Linked DNA regions of Mus musculus: region 2 is linked to region 1. The links are chromatin contacts, found by Hi-C in ENCODE. All regions are on one chromosome and are shown on one strand. The core of a region is the stretch at or near the end of the contact, and the rest is flanking DNA. Distances in the headings are between cores, read along the strand shown. Region 1 holds the start of Glp1r (glucagon-like peptide 1 receptor). Region 2 overlaps Notch3 (notch 3).

What was found. Hi-C counts contacts between places; a loop is a spot of excess contacts on that map.
Region 2: a map of T-helper 1 cell shows a loop between it and region 1 (4-fold over the local background). The contact joins the enhancer-like site here to the promoter of Glp1r in region 1. A Hi-C loop is called at or near these places in 2 of 37 maps with a recorded cell type or tissue (T-helper 1 cell and T-helper 17 cell).

Annotation. Positions count from the first base shown.
Region 1 is chr17:30,900,054-30,904,168 of GRCm38, reverse strand. Glp1r (glucagon-like peptide 1 receptor) reads right to left here and starts at 2,302. Exons shown (of 13, transcript NM_021332.2): 1 at 2,215-2,302. The coding sequence starts at 2,292.
Region 2 is chr17:32,120,571-32,124,685 of GRCm38, reverse strand. Notch3 (notch 3) reads left to right here. Exons shown (of 33, transcript NM_008716.3): 32 at 307-404; 33 at 1,826-3,866. The coding sequence ends at 2,866. All of the region lies in intron 1 of Gm38585 (a long non-coding RNA gene), which reads right to left. Among named protein-coding and RNA genes, the nearest start is that of Gm38585, 9.5 kb to the right of the region's middle. Within about 2 kb of position 1,951, at least 1 of the 3 ENCODE cell types and tissues checked has a DNase peak (open chromatin) inside an H3K27ac peak, as active enhancers do.

The sequences.
Region 1 (4,115 bases), core at 1,053-3,552:
CCTCAAGCTGCCATTTCAGAAATGGGTCCCCTTAGGGACCCTCCATCCCTCCATGTCAGACCCTATGATCCCTGTTTTACTGATAGAGAAACTGGGTTTAGGATCATCGAGGGTCCTGCTAAAGAGTTCCAGCAAAGATCAGACCTGACCTCAGAACCCAGTTCCACCCGGTTGGAACGTCAAGTGTCAAATGCTTGCTTAGCTTCTCAGTAGCCCAGCTCCCTCATAGAGGGTCTATGGGTAGAAGGGAACAGGGTGAGAGGAGTGGTCCTTCCCAGAAAGCACACTGGAACAGCCTAGGTCACGTTTGGCACAAGTTAGCTCAACCATCCCTTAATTTGCAGGGAAGCAACTTCTGCCCTCACCAGACCTGCTCCCTTGGCCTTCATGCCCACCGGGCAGGAGGAAGGCATGGGCCAAGAGCTGGGGTCCCACTCTCTTTGCTCCCCCATCCCTAAGCTGCTGTACCCTACCACCTAGGGAACCCTGTTTCTGAGTACTCACCCTACCACGAATGACAGGAAGGTGATCTCACAGACAGAAAGTAAAATACAAAATTTATTCTTGAGTCTTTCCAGGGTCCATGCGGTTGTGCTGTAATTATTGCAATCTAACGTTAAAGCTGCCTGTCACACACACACACACACACACACACACACACACACACACACACACCTCTGCAGGCGGCTACCGGAGACATTAGTACTCGCCATAACAAGGGCACCCCATCAAAGCTCCAGTGTGTCTCTTCAGCACCTGCATTTCTGCTCTTATGAACCAGGGCTGGAGTAAGGGTCAAGATGCTTGACATTAGAGGAGGGAGTCTTGCAGGGAGAAGAAAGGAAGGCCTCAAGCTTGGCTCTGTCCCCTCACTCTCAACCTAATCTGCAAATGTGACCCACAGCAGCCTAGGACCAGAAGGCTCAAATCCCCACCATCCTGCCTCACAAGAAGGAACTGAGCAGCGAATCTGCGGTTGTGGCTGGAAAGATCCCAATGTCACCAGGAAAGCCATGGCCTGCAGGGGAACAGAGAGGCAGTGCCAGAGACTGGGAAGGTATCTCTTGGGGACAGTTGGCCCTGGAGAACAGGGAGAGGATTAATCTGGGAAAGGGTTTGGGAGCTGAGACAGTGCACTTCCTGGGGAGGCACCTCTGTCCACAACTCGGTTCTCAGCCAGGGCTGAGGTCTGTGCCCTCCTATGTCAGACCAAGCTCAAACGGATGCAGGCCCACTCCCCAACGGTTAAGCCCTTTAGCTCTGGAGGTGGACACAAGACATGATGTGTAAAGTACTCCCTTCTATAGGAACACTGCCCAGCCTTGGGCCTCTTCTATGCAAGGGTATCCTGGCACATTTGAACAACCGCCCTCCATACAAGCAGCTGGCCATCATGGCCAGGGCAGGAGCCTGGGGCAGGATTCACAGGCAGGTCAGAGAGAGTCAGAGAAGAGCCCACAAGAGTCCAGCTGCGACCTAGTCTTTGGCGACACCAAGGAGGTTGGATGTTCCGGTGACCCTCGGTATTCTTTCTGGTGGGTTATTAATCCAAGGGGGTCTAGGATGGGTATTAGCCGAGTGTATGAGAGGGCCTGGCTGATCCAGAAGAAACAGGGAACCTGCTGCATGTTTGCTGCAGAGGCTGGGGTGGAGGTGGCAAGTCAGTGCCACCTGGGAGGTCATCAGGAAGGACAACAGGCTGCAGGGTCCCTGGGGCTATGAGTCAAAGACTGTGATGAGGTGATGGGAGGAAGCTGCATTTCTACAACCAGGCCCCTTCGGTCCTCTAGAGCTTCCTGGGTACCCCATACACAAGGAAGCCCAGGAGGAGTGCAGGGGAAGGCACCGCAGGGGTTCTGAGTACAGAGGGAAGGCAGAGTGCCAGTGGGTTTGGAAAAGGAGTTGGGAAAGTAATAAGGGACAAAGACGGGTCGCAGAAGTCAGAGCAGGGCAACCCTGGGGCAGCTGGTGCCCTGACAGAGCAGCTGGAGCCGAGAAGTGAGGCAGCTCTTCAGGATGAGGGTAGTCACCTCATGTCCAATCCCCACCTGGACTCCTCAACTCCTCTGTCTCTTCCTCGCCTGAGCCTTGCACTTCCCCTGTCTGGGGTCCCGGAGTTTCTGCTCAAGTCCAGGAGCCCCTCCGCTAGCTCTTGTGCCCGCAGAACACCGCAGCGTCCCCCTCCCATTTGTCACCGGGGTTCCCAGGGCTCACCTGAGGGCGGGGGCCGGCCCTGCCCACCGCCCCGAGCAGCAGGAGCGCCAGGCGCAGGAGGCTTGGGGTGCTGGCCATGGCTGGGCGCTCAGGACTGGGTCATAGCTGCCACCTGCGGAACCGCGCGCCGCGACTGATCCCTGCCGGGCTGCGGGGGGAGGAGCTGGCGTGGGGCCGCCCCGCCCGTCCGCAGGAGGGATCGGGCGGGGTCCCTGTCCTCTTCCGCCTGGGTTTCAGGAGGCCCGGGGCCAGACCGGCCTCCAGCGTCCCGGGCCAGGAGATGTTCGGCGCTGTGCTCCCCGCGGGCTCCACTCAGGTTTAAGAGCCGCAGGAGCGGAGCTTCTAGCTCTGAGCGCCTGTGGTGCCTGCGCCTGGCCAGCTCGCTGCGACCAGTGGAGCCCGCCTCCCACCCCCGCACCCCGATCTCCTCCTGGCTCCCCCTCAACTAAGGAAAGCCACGCCCCCACCGAGTCAGTGCTTCCAAAAGGAAACTGAGGCCAGGAAAGGTGTAGGATTGGTACAAGGTCATAGTGTTGGTCAGACTTCTGGAAAGTATCCCACAAGCTGCTAGTTACTAGGGAAGAAAGATCGGACTAGTTGGGTGCCACCTACTTCCCCAATCCTCTCCTCATCCCAAGCCCAGCCTTCTGGGCCTGCACAGCAGTCAAGGTGGTAGGGATCAGGACAAGAGATCCCAGAAGAGTCCTTAGGGTCCTTTCTATCTAAAACTTTAGAAATTGCAGGGTGAAGAGGGTTGAGGCTGGATTCTGTTTTTCTAGAACTTTCCAAATGTTCCCTGTCCACCCCTTGCTGTCCCTGGGCCTGCTACAATGTGTGCCCTGACTAGCTTACCCTATGCACTTCAGTCTGTCTTCCTACACCACACCTTTGCCCTTGGCTGCAGTACAGGTCGGGAGAGCTCCAGACTCCTACCTCTTCTGTGAGTTAATAAGTGGGACAGGCAAGCCGAGGTGTACCACTAACCTCTTGAGGAAGGCAAGAGGATGCACCCCCCCCCCACCATGAACTAGTATAAGGAAGTTGGGTGTGGCTCTACTCAGCCCTGGACCTGCCTAGGGCTAGTCTGGACCATTCTGGAAGAGAAGAGAGATTGGATGCATAGCTGCAACTCTTAGAGATTACAGAACTTCCCAAAGTCCTGCAGGAAGTGGGTCTATACATCCAGTGCTCAATCCCGCGGAGGGAGACAGCCAAGAGAGGTGCGGAGCGCGCTCCACTCAGAGAGAGAAGCTCCCTTCTGGTGAGCTCTGCCTTTGAGTCCCTTGTTTTAGCCCCAGCCTGAGGTCAAGCAGGTTCCCCCTGTGTGCCACACAGGCTTGGCTGTTTAGCTGTCAGGACCATCCATCCAAATAAATGATCTAACTAGGGCTTTTACGGAAAGCAAAGCTGGAACTTCAGCCCAGGTTGGAGTGAGTAGCCATTCTCTGCTCATCAAGGTCTCCAGATCTTTTCGCTTTTCTGGTACCAGCATCTACCTAAATGACCCGAAGTGGCTCGCTTTAGAACCAATCAGGACATCAAAAGTCCAGCTGCAGGGAAGGACCAGCTGATTGCCCAGAGGGACCTGTCCTGAAGACAGCAATCATCAATTCCCCACCTGCTCATCAGAATTTAGTCACATGGCCATCCCTAGTTTCAAGAGAGGCTGGAAAAGGTACTTTTTATTTTGGGCTGTCACAGGCACAGTTAAGCAATGTACCTTTCGTTATTCTGCTTTTTATAGCTAATAACACCACTCCACAGACTGAGCACTGTGTTTTGTTGTGTTAGACAAGCTCTCTCTACGTAGCCCTGGCTATTCTAGGACTCACTCTGTAGATCAGGCTGGTCTTGAACTCACAGAGATCCACCTGCCTCTGCCTCCCAAGTACTGGAATTAA
Region 2 (4,115 bases), core at 702-3,201, 1.2 Mb before region 1:
CCAGGACTGCACAGAGAAACCCTGTCTCGAAAAACCAATTAAAAAAAAAAGAATTGTGTGTGTGTGTGTGTGTGTGTGTGTGTGTGTGTGTGTGTGTGTGTACACATACACAGATCCCATTACAGATGGTTGTGAGCCACCATGTGGTTGCTGGGATTTGAACTCAGGACCTCTGGAAGAGCAGTCAGTGCTCTTAACTGCTGAGCCACCTCTCTAGTCCTTGCCAGGCCATTTTCTACACATTTCTGCCTGTTCTGTAATGGAGAACCTGACATGAGCCTGACACTGATGTTTATCTCCTTACAGGGAAATCTGCCTTACACTGGGCTGCAGCTGTGAACAACGTGGAGGCTACCTTGGCTCTGCTGAAAAATGGAGCCAACAAGGACATGCAGGACAGCAAGGTGAGCCACTGGGGGCCTACAGTGCTACAGCCCCTGAATGTGACAAAGCAGAGTCAGGGAGGAATAAGCCTGTTAGGGGCATCCATCTTGCTTGCAGTCAGCTCTCAGGAGTGGGATTCTGGCCTGAAGGCTGTGAGAGCAAACTGTTGAAGTCGCTGTGTGACATCGAACGCAGTTGTCCCCATTGTGACAGGGGAAGCAGCAGCATGAGCTGCTGAGCTTGAACAAGCCTACTTTTCTTCCTTCCTTCTTTCTTTCTTTTTGAGACTAACTTCCTACCTCAGGTTGGCCTTGAACTCACAATTCTCATATTTCTACTAACTAAATGCTGGTATATGCTCTCATGCCTGGCTTTTTCTTTTTTCAATGATATATTTTATTTTTAAATAGTGTGTGCGTGTAAGTATGTGGACATGAGTTGCAGATATCCTTGAAGCAAGAAGAGGGTGTTGAATCCCCCTAGAGCTGAATCTATAGGCAGTTGTGAACTGCCCGTGTGGATACCAGGGATGGCACTGAAGTCACCAGGCTGAGTGACAAGTGTGGTTACCCACTGTGCCGTCTTGCCGTCTTGCCAGTCTTTACATTGTTTCCTTCTCTTTTGGAGATCATGTCTTACTGGTTAATTTAGCAAAAGCTGACCTCAAACTCTTGGTGAGTCTTCTGCCTTAGCCTCTCAAGTGCTGGGGTCATAGGCTCAGGTTCTCTCTCTGTCTGTCTCCATCTCTGTCTTTCCCTCCCTTCCTTCCTTCCTTCCTTCCTTCCTTCCTTCCTTCCTTCCTTCCTTCCTTCTTTCTTTCTTTCTTTCTTTCTTTCTTTCTTTCTTTCTTTCTTTCTTTCTTTCTTTCTTTCTTTCTTTCTAAGACAAGGACTCACTTTGTAGACCAGGCTAGCCTAGAACTCAGAGACCCTTTTGCCTTTGTGTCCTGGATGGTAGGACTGAAGGTGTACAGGACCACCAGAACCCCAACAACTCACTTTTTAATCTTTTGTTTTTTTGGTTTTTCAAGATAGGGTTTCTCTGTATAGTCCTGGCTGTCCTGGACCTCACTTTGTAGACCAGGACAAAGAAACTGGTAGAACTCAGAAATCTGCCTGCCTCTGCCTCCCGAGTGCTGGGATTAAAGGCGTGCTTTTTAATCTTTTATAACTCTTTTTAAAACTTTTATAACATCACCATGCAGTTTATTTTGATGACTGGAAGTTTTGATGCCCCTTTAAATTTTGTGCCTAAGGTAAGTCCTGGCCAGATGTGCCTGCTACAGAGAGAGCTTGTTTCTTCAACAGAGCTGGAATCCAAACTCAGGTCCATCTATTTCCAGGGTATCAACTCTTAGTTCTCAGGCTGCCCTAGAGATTAGAAAGCTAGGTGTTGGCCAGAGTGACTGACCTCCGTGGGTTCTGCCCCTCCCCCGCCTCAGGAAGAGACGCCGCTGTTCTTGGCCGCTCGGGAGGGCAGCTATGAGGCTGCCAAGCTGCTGCTGGATCATCTCGCCAACCGGGAGATCACAGATCACTTGGACAGGCTGCCCCGGGACGTGGCCCAGGAGCGGCTGCACCAGGACATTGTGCGGTTGCTGGACCAGCCCAGTGGACCTCGAAGTCCCTCTGGTCCCCATGGCTTAGGGCCATTGCTCTGCCCACCAGGGGCCTTCCTTCCTGGCCTCAAAGCGGTGCAGTCTGGGACCAAGAAGAGCAGGAGGCCACCTGGCAAGACCGGGCTGGGGCCACAGGGAACTCGTGGTCGGGGCAAGAAGCTGACACTAGCCTGTCCAGGACCTCTGGCAGACAGCTCTGTCACACTGTCACCGGTGGACTCTCTGGACTCACCACGGCCTTTCAGTGGGCCCCCTGCTTCCCCTGGAGGCTTCCCCTTGGAGGGCCCCTATGCCACCACGGCCACCGCGGTGTCCTTGGCACAGCTAGGCGCAAGTAGGGCGGGTCCTCTGGGGCGCCAGCCTCCTGGGGGCTGTGTGCTCAGCTTTGGTCTGCTCAATCCTGTAGCTGTTCCCCTCGACTGGGCCAGGCTGCCTCCACCTGCCCCTCCAGGGCCCTCATTCCTGCTGCCCCTGGCTCCGGGACCCCAGTTGCTCAACCCAGGAGCCCCAGTTTCTCCCCAAGAGCGGCCCCCACCCTACCTGGCTGCTCCAGGACATGGAGAGGAATATCCTGCAGCAGGAACCCGCAGTAGCCCCACCAAGGCCCGCTTCCTGCGGGTTCCCAGCGAGCATCCTTATTTGACCCCGTCTCCTGAGTCCCCAGAGCACTGGGCCAGCCCATCCCCCCCATCCCTCTCAGACTGGTCTGACTCAACACCTAGCCCAGCAACTGCTACCAATGCCACAGCCTCTGGAGCCCTGCCTGCTCAGCCACACCCCATATCTGTTCCCTCCCTCCCTCAGTCCCAGACTCAGCTGGGACCCCAACCAGAAGTTACCCCCAAGAGGCAGGTGATGGCCTAAGTTCTTGGATTTGAGGGGTGCTGAAGTGACACTCCTCTATGACTTCTTTCTTCCTCCTTTTTAATCTTACTCTCATCCCTTTCTCTCTGTCCCAGCCTTCCTGCACCTCTCTGTCTTGTAGTGTGACCAAGTTGGTCACCAGCCCAGACCCCCAGTCTTCCTTTATTTATAATGGGTAGGGGCTGACCTTCCACCACCTTGGCCCCCTAAGGGATCTGGGACCTCCTTTTGATCCCTCTCCCTGCCTCAACTTCCTCCCCCCCCTCTTTCTGCTTCTCATTGTCTCACACTCTGACAAGAGTGAGTTATTATTTTTTTCTTTTTTACATTTTGTATAGAGACAAATTCATTTAAACAAACTTATTATTATTATTATTTTTTACAAAATATATATATGGAGTTGCTCCCTTCCCCCCGCTGCAAATTCCTCCAGCGCCCCCGTGGGGCTGAGTCTGTGGGCCCGTTTGGCCAATCCGGACTCTGTGTACTGAGTACACAGATATGACTAGGGCTCCACGTACTGAGTATGTGGCCCTCGTATGTACCAAGTAGCCAGCCTTGGGCACACCCTCCCCTGGGGTCAGGGGACATTTGGGAGCCTCCTTCCCCTCCCCATTCCCCTTCCTCACTTCACTGCATTCCAGATAAGACGTGTAGACTCACTGGGAAAGGGGTCTTGTCTGCTCAAAGCCTCAACTCCAGGCTCACCTCCCAGAGCCTGGCTCACCTTTTAGGGCCTGGGGTGGGGGGGCACGTCAGGGGAGATGTATTTTGTATGCATTCCACTTCTAATTGTAAATACAGGGCAGAAGGTGGGAGTGGCTCTCCCTCTTCCTGTTGTTCTCTTGGCTCAGCCTGCCTAATAGAAATGTTTTTAGGCTGTTTTTGTAATATGGCACCTGGTCACAGTCCTTTGTAGCTGAATTCCCAGGTCCTGCACTGTACAACCCTCACCTTCTCAGTTCCCTTACCACCTAATAAAGGAATAGTTAATACCCAAGTGTCTGGTTTCTGTGCAAGGTCCAAAGTGGGGGTTTCTGGGCCTCTTCCTCCACAGGGCTAACTTGAACTCCCATCTTGGGGCAGAGCCATGTGCTTTGTCAGTCCACCTTTGACTCCTTTTTGGTCAGGTATCTAGCTTCATTTCTGTTGCTTTAAGCAAATACCTAACAGAAAAGAAACTTAAGGGACAGAGGGACTTTTTCCTAACTAAATATTCCAGGTTACAGTCCAACATTGTGAAGAAGAG